Regions from separate parts of the Homo sapiens genome. Here all the other regions are linked to region 3. The links are chromatin contacts, found by Hi-C or POLR2A ChIA-PET in ENCODE. All regions are on one chromosome and are shown on one strand. Each heading gives the region's core, a stretch centred on a gene start or an enhancer-like site at or near the end of the contact. The rest is flanking DNA. Distances are from core to core; before and after follow the strand shown. Region 1 overlaps DYRK1A (dual specificity tyrosine phosphorylation regulated kinase 1A). Region 2 overlaps DSCR9 (Down syndrome critical region 9). Region 3 has its middle 28 kb from the start of DYRK1A.

Region 1 (3,363 bases), core at 326-2,825, 110 kb after region 3:
TCCAAAGCACTAATTGTGAGAGCATGCTGATGGCTTTAGCAGGCAGCATGCTTGCTGTGTTGAGATAAGAGCAGAATACAGTCATGCACCAAATAACATTTCAGTGTTGGACTGCATATACGACAGTATTCCCCTAAGACTGTAATGAAGCTACAAAAATCCTATCACCTAGTGATGTCTTGCGATCCTTACCCAAGGAGGTCTTGGCTTACGTGTATGTGTATCTTAATTTTTGAGAAAAATGTTTAAAAAGTAAAAAGTTAAAAAAATGAAAGCTTACAGAATAAGAATGTAAAGAAAGAAAACATTTTTGTACAGTTGTGCAGTGTTTTAAGCTGTTATTACAAAAGAATCCAAAAGTTAAAAAAAGATTAAAAAGTTATATAAAGTAGGCTAAAGTTAATTTATTACTGAAGAAAACAAGTTTTAAAATAAATTAGTGTAGCTTAAATGTACAATGTCTATAAAGTCGACCGTAGTAGACGGTTTAATGTCCTAGGCCTTTGCATTCATTCACTCATCTCTCTTCCTCTCCGTCCCTCCATCCCTCCCTCCCTCCATCCCTCCCCCACCCATTGCAACTTCCAGTCCTGCAAGCTCCATTCCTGTAAACGCCCACACAAGTGATCTTTTATATCATATTTTTATTGTACCTTTTCCATGCCTATAGCACAAATAATGAGGGTTACAGTTGCCCTCATTATTCAGCACGGCTGAACAGGTTTGCAGCCTAAGAGCAGTAGGCTCTACCGTCTAGCGTGGGCGTGCAGTAGGCTCCACCGTCTAGCGTGGGCGTGCAGTAGGCTCCACCGTCTAGCGTGGGCGTGCAGTAGGCTCCACCGTCTAGCGTGGGCGTGCAGTAGGCTCCACTGTCTAGCGTGGGCGTGCAGTGTATACTCAGTGATGTTCTCACAACCATGAAATCGCCTGACAGTGAATTTCTTAGAACATATCCTCATGGTTAGGTGACAGGTAAGTGTTCTGAGGGAAGAATGGAGTAGGGGACCAGTTCCCTGTAAGATTCTGAGAACGTTTCTTAGCATGACATTTGATCCTGGGTCTTGAAGTTTGAGTTGAAGACTTCTAGGAGGAGAAAATAGGAGGGCGGGGATAGCATGCTAGTTGGAGAGAAGAGTTGCTGAAGAGAAGAGCGAAGAGCTGCTGAAGAGCACCATTGAAGAATGGTGAGAAGGTCGGTGCAGTTAAGGGAAAGGATGTCATGGAGGGGACAGGATGGAGAGAAATGGTGGGAAATAAGACGAGAGGTGTAAACACTTAACCTGGGTACTCTGGGTATTTAAAGTATTGTGAAGTATTGATTTTGAGCTTTTTTTTTTTTTGGTTGTGGACATGAACTTTGACAGCAGTAGGGGGAATACACTGAGGGAGGGCATGGAGCCTGGATAAGGAGCAGTTATTGTAGGGGATTCCCCTGGCCCCTTTCTGGATTAAGATCTTGACAGAGCATGGAAATAAGCAGCTGGATTCATGAGACATTCCAGAGGCCAAAGTCACAGAATGTAGTTAGATTGAGGGGGATTGAGGTAAAGGGGGTGGGGAGGTGGAAGTAAGAGAGCGAATAAGATTGAGGTTTCTAGCTTGAGTGGATGGATGGGTGGAGATGCCGTTTATAGAACTGGGTCAAACTTGGCGCTACTGCCTGCTCCCCAGCCTGTGCAGACACAGTTAAATATAGCATGCCGTGCTTTCCAGCTGAGGCTTGAGTTAGCTTTGGAATCTTTTCTATAGCAGTGAGTGCTCCAGACAGCCACTGCCAATCTATTTGAGTTTGTACTGGAGAGGAAACCTATTTGCCTTCCCTGTCATAGGAGATGGGGAGGGGAAGGGAAGGGGAGCAGGGAGAGGAATCCCACCCACACTAGTCCCTCTTTTCCCTGCGCTCTTTTCTTCAGAACACATCATTTTCTGATCTCACACTCCCGTTTTTTTTTTTTTTTTTTTTGCTTGAGGATTCTTCTGTGCCCAGCAAAATACAAACTCCAGGAGGCCTGAGATTTGGCCCATAATTTTTGCATTTATGCCTTTAATGTTAAGAGCGTTGTCTGGAACAGCACTGCCAATAGAAATGTAAGCCACTTATGTAATTTAAATTTTTCTAGGAGCCACATTTTTAAAAAAGTAAAAAGAGGCCTGGAGTGGTGGCTTACGCCTATAATCCCAGCATTTTGGGAGGGCAAGGCAGGTGGACTGCTTGAGGCCAGGAGTTCCAAGGCTGCAGTGAGCTATGCTTGCACCATTGCACTCCAGCCTGGGTGACGAGGGAGAGACCCTGTCTCTTTAAAAAGAAAAAAGTACAAAGCAACAGTAAAATTAAACTTAAATATATTTTAATTTACCTGGTGTTTCCAAAACCTATTATTTCAATTTATAATAAAAAAAATTGAGGTATTTTACATTTTATGTTGCTAAGTCCTTAATCTTGTTTTTTCCATTTATAGCACATCTTAATTCTTTGTAGCTACATTTCAAGTATTCAGTAGCCACATATGACTATTGTTGACTGCATTGGACGGTGCAAGTCTAGAATATAGTAGGGGCTCAGTAGATGTTTGTTGAATGAATGAAGGAGAGGAAGATGAGTTGGTTGTTAAAGGTTGATTGTAGAATCGAGGAAGGGTTTTGTTCTCACAGTGAGGCAGGAGCATATTTTTATGTTTAAGACAGAGCTGGGAGAGAGAGAGGCGGAGATAACAGAAGTCAGCACGTGACTGATGGAGGAAAGCCCGAGCAGGTGTTTGGTCCAGGGGTCTGCAGCCAGGTAGATGGGAGGAGAGATGCCTTGCTAGTTACTTCCCTGAAGGATAATCTTCAGTTACATTTTAAGAGACTTAACTCCAGTTTGTTTGGCATAAACTTCTCATTGAAATGTATTATAACTCTTCCTTCCCCACATTTTAGGTGCTGGTTAGTTGAGGGTCATTTTTAAAGTCTTAAGGTGTTTCCCTAGTGACTTAACAAAAGAAAGGAAAATAAAAGCCTCTTTTTTTACGTACAAAATAGGAAAAGTCTTATTGGTGTATCTCAACATCTTTACTTTGGTATCACTCAGCTAGAAAAATAAGTACTTTCTATACTAAAAATTGATTTACTGAATCTGATTTTTAGCATTATTATATTTGGAGTTGTATAAATTATATATTTTGCAGTCAATATAAAATAAGGTTATTTTCCCCACTGTTGTCCCTCAGTCTTTACATACTTGAGTCCTCAATCTCCTACATTGTCTTTCATATTATGAGATGTAGTCTCCTTTTTTTTTTTTTTTTTTTTTTTTTGAGACAAGGTCTCACTGTGTTGCCCAGGCTGTAGTGCAGTAGTGTGATCACAGCTCACTGCAGCCTC
Region 2 (3,441 bases), core at 338-2,837, 120 kb before region 3:
CAAAAGGAAAACCCCAACTTTCCACATCCAAGTAACAAAAGGACCAGAGGCTACTCCCTCTGCAACCCCCCTTTTTCCACGTGGCAGATAAACTCTAAGTACCTTTGATTGGTCCCCTCCCACAGCCAATGAGGCTGTTCACAGGTCAAGACTTCATTTGCATGGGAGTATAACTTTGTAACTTCAGCCTCTGATTGGTTGCTTTCTGCAACTAATCAGATGTTTGCATAGGGTATAGCTTTATAACTTCGCTTCAGCCTCTGGTTGGTCCTCTCCTGCAACCAATCAGACTGATTATGGTCCACTACTTCATTTACACAAGGTGTACACCAAGTAACCAATGGGAAACCTCTACAGGGTATTTAAATCCCAGAAAATTGTGTCACCGGGCCCTTCAGCCTCATGGGCTGCTCCCACCTTGTGGGTGTACTTTCATTTTCAACAAATCTCTGCTTTTGTTGCTTCCTTCTTTCCTTGCTTTGTGTGTTTTGTCCAATTCTTTGTTCAAGAACGCCAGGGTGACGTAACAATTCAAACCATGAAGAGGTAACAGAGCCCTTCGCGCGTCTCAACACGTGGTGACGCAGCTAATAACCTGTGATGCATACATGGGAACAAATGCATAGAAAAACTTGTCAATGACACGGCAAAGTAAAACCCAAATGAAGCGAGGTGAAAGAATGGGCTGCAGCGCAGGCAAAACTGCACCACGTTACAGACTGCTCGCCTGGGATGGAACGGTGGGGAGGTGCGCAGACGGATGGACAAGCGCCTGGCAAAATGGATTTCTTTTCCTAGACTGCTAATGCTACTAACAGTTCCCTCCTCACAGGGTCGCTATAACGAGGTAACATACAGCACTTAGAAGACGGCCTGACCCAGAATAACACTAATGTTCACATGGCTGCGAGTCTCAGACCAAAATCAATAGCCGGTATCTACTGAAACTGCAGCAAGGCGAAACCACGGGAATGGCGCTCCGTTGAGTAGAGCAACGCACAGCACATCACATCGCATCCTCCGTAGCGGGAGGCTCTGGCCTCACCGCAGCGGCACTTCCCGGAAGAGCCCAGGATATTCGGGGACCCGCACCGGACAGGCGGCCCAGGCCCCCTGGCGCCCAGCTGGCCGCCCTGTTGCAGCTCTCATGCCAAGACCTGCGCCTAACGGCAGGGATTCCGGCGGTCATCATTTATTCTTGGCGCTAAGCTGCCGCTTCTCTTTTTTATCACCACAGAGTAACGCAGACCCCACCGTTTCCTTCCATTCTGAGCCAACCACTCCAGCAGCCACCGGGGCGCCAGGTTATGCTGGGGCTGCACCACCCGGCCCGAGGCTTTTGAAGCCACGCCTGAGCGCGGAGGATGGGCAGGATTTGCCCCGTGAACTCCCGCGCACGCAGGCTCCGCGCGAGGCCCGGGCGCCCGAGCGGCGATTCCCTCCCCTATCACCAGCTCCAGGGTGGTGCCCCCCGGCTGTGGAGCCCAGACCCCGGCCGTCCAGCAGCGTATAGACGAGCCCATGTCTGCGATGTAACTGCACCGCGCTGGGGATCCACCTCCCGCCAGGGTGAGGGCGCCGTCCTCCAGCGTATGCTAGGCAGGCGCGCCCCGCCCTCCTGGTCACGTGACCACGCCTACAGCCGAAGAGGATGGGAAAATGCGGCCCTGTTCCTGAACAGGAAGCGGAAGCAGGAAGGAACTGAGAACACCAGCATCTGCTGCCGCCCTGAATCAGCGTTAGCATGTGGAGGCAACCTCAGCCCCCAGTTTTTGAAGAAGGTGATTCAGATTCAGACACAGGAATTATGGTGACGGTAGAAATGGACTGGAAGGTTCGTTCCCCTTGCCCACCAAGACTCCAGAGCAGGTGGGTTCTTGATGTCTACTCTGCATGAAGCCCTGGGCTTTCCGGCCCTCCCTACTTTTCCTCCGAATTCACAGCACAGCGGAGCCAAAATGTATTCCTGCCAAAACGGGCATTTCCCAAAAGAAAATATTGTTTTAGATTCATTGTTCACAGCCTCTTTTTTTTTGTTGTTCATTTGAAGCAATTTTTCTTTTTTATTATTATACTTTAAGTTTTAGGGTACATGTGCACAGTGTGCAGGTTAGTTACATATGTATACATGTGCCATGCTGGTGCGCTGCACCCACTAACTCGTCATCTAGCATTAGGTATATCTCCCAATGCTATCCCTCCCCCTCCCCCCACCCCACAACAGTCCCCAGAGTGTGATGTTCCCCTTCCTGTGTCCATGTGTTCTCATTGTTCAGTTCCCACCTATGAGTGAGAATATGCGGTGTTTGGTTTTTTGTTCTTGCGATAGTTTACTGAGAATGATGATTTCCAATTTCATCCATGTCCCTACAAAGGACATGAACTCATCGTTTTTTATGGCTGCATAGTATTCCATGGTGTATATGTGCCACATTTTCTTAATCCAATCTGTCATTGTTGGACATTTGGGTTGGTTCCAAGTCTTTGCTATTGTGAATAATGCCGCAATAAACATACACGTGCGTGTGTCTTTATAGCAGCATGATTTATAGTCCTTTGGGTATATACCCAGTAATGGGATGGCTGGGTCAAATGGTATTTCTAGTTCTAGATCCCTGAGGAATCGCCACACTGTCTTCCACAATGGTTGAACTAGTGTACAGTCCTACCAACAGTGTAAAAGTGTTCTTATTTCTCCACATCCTCTCCAGCACCTGTTGTTTCCTGACTTTTGAATGATCGCCATTCTAACTGGTGTGAGATGGTATCTCATTGTGGTTTTGATTTGCATTTCTCTGATGGCCAGTGATGATGAGCATTTTTTCATGTGTTTTTTGGCTGCATAAATGTCTTCTTTTGAGAAGTGTCTGTTCATATCCTTCACCCACTTGTTGATGGGGTTGTTTTTTTCTTGTAAATTTGTTTGAGTTCATTGTAGATTCTGGATATTAGCCCTTTGTCAGATGAGTAGGTTGCGAAAATTTTCTCCCATTTTGTAGGTTGCCTGTTCACTCTGATGGTAGTTTCTTTTGCTGTGCAGAAGCTCTTTAGTTTAATTAGATCCCATTTGTCAATTTTGCCTTTGGTTGCCATTGGTTTTGGTGTTTTAGACATGAAGTCCTTGCCCATGCCTATGTCCTGAATGGTAATGCCTAGGTTATGGTTTTAGGTCTAACGTTTAAGTCTTTAATCCATCTTGAACTGATTTTTGTATAAGGTGCAAGGAAGGGATCCAGTTTCAGCTTTCTACATATGGTTGGCCAGTTTTCCCAGCACCATTTATTAAATAGGGAATCCTTTCCCCATTGCTTGTTTTTCTCAGGTTTGTCAAAGATCAGATAGTTGTAGATATGCGGCGTTATTATTTCTGAGGCACAGCCTCTTTCTTTCGTCTCCCTTTCCTTTCCTCATCTCTTGCTCTAATTGGAGAATTTGACAACT
Region 3 (3,427 bases), core at 728-3,227:
CATAAATAAATAAATAAATAGTGAGTTGAACCCATTCACATTTAATATAGTTACTGATTTCTGATATTTTATGTTTTTTATTACATTGTTCTCTTTATTATTTCTTTTACTTTCTTATTTCCTAGGATTTTTTTTTTATACACTGAATTTTCTTTTTTTAAAACTCTCTTCTGGTTGTTTGAAAAGTTATACGTACTATTTCTTTTTTTTTCTTTTTTTTTTTTTTTAGAGATGGGATCTTGCTATGTTGCCCAGGTTGGCCTTTGAACTCCTGGCCTCAAGGGATCCTACTCCGTCAGCCTCCAGAGTAGCTGAGACTACAGGTGCACCCCACGGAGCTGGGCTTTCTTCCTATTTGTCTATTTTCAGGTAAAGGCTCATGTTCCTTGAACACCTGCTATGTTCCAGCCCCTATGCAGACCTTTTTATATTGATGATCTCATTTAATCCTTACGACAGCCCTATGAGGTTGCTCCTATTTTTAAAAATAAACTTTATATTTTAGAATAAATTAATTTTAAATTAGAATTAACTTAGAATTATTTAGAATAAATATTTTTACTTTAGAGTAATGTTTTTAGGACTTAGATTCTAAAAAGAAAAAGGAAAGTGCTGTAGGCAGTACAGAGAGTTTCTGTTTACTCTACACCTAGTACACCCAGTTTCCTTTAGTATTCATAGCTTCCATGGATATGGTATGCTTGCCAAAATTAATGAACCAATAGTGACACATTTTATTAGCTAAAATCTGTAGTTTATGCACATTTCCCAGGTTTTTGTCAAAATTTTACAATCTGTGTCAACATACCACACGACATCAGCCTCCTGTCTCCCTTAGGTTCTTGTTGGCTATGACAGTTTCTTTGTTTCGATGACCTTGGCAGTTTAGAGGAGATGGCCTTTAATTTAATAAGACCTTTTAAACATCTTTCTCCATAAACATTTAGAATGAATCAGTATCCATAATTTTTCCCTCTGGAATAAGATAAGATCTTAAACATCTCATGCTTTGTAGGAATAATCTAAAATTTCAGTTCCAATTGAGCAATAAAATTCTTTCTACATTTCTCTTTCTCTTTAAAATAGTTTCTTAAATGTCTTAATCTTAAGATCTCAGTATAAATTTTATCAGTTTATTTATATTTGTTACCACTTTTTCATGTTTTGAATTTAATTATCTTTCTTGAATTACTTTTTCCCCCCCGAAGGAAATATTTTCAGAAAGGATGGTTGGGTGATAAACTTTCTGAGCCCTTCATGGTCAAGCTTTTCTTATTTGCAACATGGAGATCAAAATACCTATCCCACAGAATTGCTGAAGATGAACGAATTCATACTTTTAAGCTTTTAGCAGAGTTCACCATATAAGCAATCAATAAATGTTAGCTCTTGTTACTATTACAATGAGCACATATTATTTTGTAATTATAAGGAAAACTATGCACGGACGCACGCAAGGAAGGAGGGATAGTGGTAAAGAAGGTGATAATACGGAAAGTGATGTGACAGAATGGAAGAGCAGGTGACATAACCACTATTTTCAGCTTGGTAAATGTGGAAAAGTCCTGAGCATTTCTGCCAACCAGCTTAACCTGGGCTATGCTGTCATCCATGGTCCAGACAGCCACGTGGGTGTTAGAAGCCACATGGCCCATCTGTCTCCTCTGAGGTCACTGGAGTTTATCAGCTGTTGTGTACCCTTAGCATGAGTCAGGAGGGTTCTGGGAAAATGTCTTTCTAGTTGAAGGACTGGCAATTCAGTTCAAAGATTAATAAACACAAAATAACACTTGAGAAGCATGTGTCATGTCAAATGCAGAACGTGTGTTCCAGAGGGAGGAACAAAACACGAGTGCTCTCTAAACAGACCAAAATTTCTTCAATTGATTCTTTGCTATTCATGAGCAAGGGAGGGAGAACAAATTGTTATGCCTGACACCAGATTTCAGGCCTGGAATTTTGTAGTGTGATTCATGCAGCTATATTTAATATTTGCAGAGTCATCCAGTAACCCCTGTCAGAGCCCAGGGAAGCCTTCACCCTGGGGCAACTCCCTTCTCCACCATCCATGCACTGCTTAGGGATCCTTGTAGGACGGTCTTGGTATGACGTATCATTCCTCGCATGCTTGAATGGCAGTTGTGTCTCCATAAACACCAGTGCCGGCCAAACACAGCCAGGTCTTTCATGTCAATTTAGGAATGTGTTGCCCTCATAAAGATAAGGCATTTAGTGCTCTTGACCTTGTTAAAGGTCTGTGACTGGCTCAGAATTTTTAATACCCGGGGAGTAGTGCGGAGGCGCGGTGGGGGATGGACTCTAGTTGTTTCCTGTGCTCAGGGTAGAATCCTGGAACCTGAGTTGCCAAAAAAAAAAAAAAAGAAAAGAAAAGAAAAAAAGGAAAAGAAAAATTGGATCATTAAGTTAGGATATTATGTTTAAATCTTATAATGTACTTGTAAATGTTGATGGCATAATATGTAAGTAACAAAAGACATGGCTTCATCAATTTCTACTTTAAAAGCTTTCACAGGAAAGAGATAAAGAATAATGTGGCTAATAAATGACATGCTGATAAAGTATTAAAAAGAACAGAACACTTCTGATGGCTTCACACTCTGGAAGGATGGGAAATAAGCAAACGCAAAATAAAACAGCTGGGTAGACTCAAAGGAAATAAAAAAGGGGTTTCCCCCACCCCTGTACATTCCCTCAAATAGGAGCTAAAAAGGAAAATAAAATTGCACCAAACCATGAGAGGGGAACATTTAAGCATTCTAATATTGTAAATAGACATTCAGGCTGAGTTTTCCATCCAAAAGCTAGGACAGGAAATAAATCCTTAAGCATAACTAAGAGACTAATAAGGAAATATTTTCAGGGGTTTAAAGCAAATAGTTTTTTTAATGCAAAAACAACATAATCAAGACATATTATCACATGTCATATATGACAGCAAATATGCTTACCAGGCTTCTTCCAAGAGCAAATGAGATAAAAGTACTTTGAAACCATAAAACGTTATGCAAATGTGCAGTGATATTAGCGTTATTTGGGAAAATAAAAGCACTGGGCTTCTCCCTTTTCCTGTTTCTCATTCCTTTTATTTACCTTAAAATACAAGTTTATTTCTTCTCAATATACCTGAGGAGTTGCCTAGTAGGAAATGGAACACACACAAAATCCGGCTTTTTCTTCCTGTCTTATTGTTCGTTTGTCACAATATTTGTTTTTCCTGGTTGTTGTTTAAAAATTGTTATGGAAAATTTCAAACAGACATCAAGTTAGAGAGAATTTGATCATGAACGTCATGTCCTCATCCCTCAGACTCTACATGTGTTATTAGCTTTTTGGCCAGTCTTATTCCATCTATAATCCCACCTACTTTCCAACTCAGATTATTTTGAAGTAAATGCCAGACATCCTG

What was found. Hi-C counts contacts between places; a loop is a spot of excess contacts on that map. ChIA-PET counts read pairs that join two places held with the same protein, here RNA polymerase II (POLR2A). Pooled maps may share reads with other maps.
Region 1: a loop to region 3 is called in a pooled map, with 2.8 times the contacts of the local background. The contact joins two enhancer-like sites. A Hi-C loop is called at or near these places in 2 of 50 pooled maps. POLR2A ChIA-PET finds 5 or more read pairs at or near these places in 3 of 52 experiments (BJ, activated T-cell and naive thymus-derived CD4-positive, alpha-beta T cell).
Region 2: a pooled map of gastrocnemius medialis shows a loop between it and region 3 (4-fold over the local background). The contact joins two enhancer-like sites. A Hi-C loop is called at or near these places in 5 of 50 pooled maps. POLR2A ChIA-PET finds 5 or more read pairs at or near these places in 2 of 52 experiments (activated naive CD8-positive, alpha-beta T cell and naive thymus-derived CD4-positive, alpha-beta T cell).

The regions. Positions count from the first base shown.
Region 1 is chr21:37,450,815-37,454,177 of GRCh38, forward strand. All of the region lies in intron 2 of DYRK1A (dual specificity tyrosine phosphorylation regulated kinase 1A), which reads left to right. Among named protein-coding and RNA genes, the nearest start is that of KCNJ6-AS1, 66 kb to the right of the region's middle. RefSeq lists an enhancer at 336-887. Within about 2 kb of position 1,576, at least 10 of the 41 ENCODE cell types and tissues checked have a DNase peak (open chromatin) inside an H3K27ac peak, as active enhancers do.
Region 2 is chr21:37,219,729-37,223,169 of GRCh38, forward strand. DSCR9 (Down syndrome critical region 9) reads left to right here. Exons shown (of 3, transcript NR_026719.2): 3 at 510-2,008. Among named protein-coding and RNA genes, the nearest start is that of DSCR9, 13 kb to the left of the region's middle. RefSeq lists an enhancer at 1,162-1,311. Within about 2 kb of position 1,588, at least 38 of the 41 ENCODE cell types and tissues checked have a DNase peak (open chromatin) inside an H3K27ac peak, as active enhancers do.
Region 3 is chr21:37,337,099-37,340,525 of GRCh38, forward strand. No RefSeq gene overlaps it. Among named protein-coding and RNA genes, the nearest start is that of DYRK1A, 28 kb to the right of the region's middle. Within about 2 kb of position 1,978, at least 19 of the 41 ENCODE cell types and tissues checked have a DNase peak (open chromatin) inside an H3K27ac peak, as active enhancers do.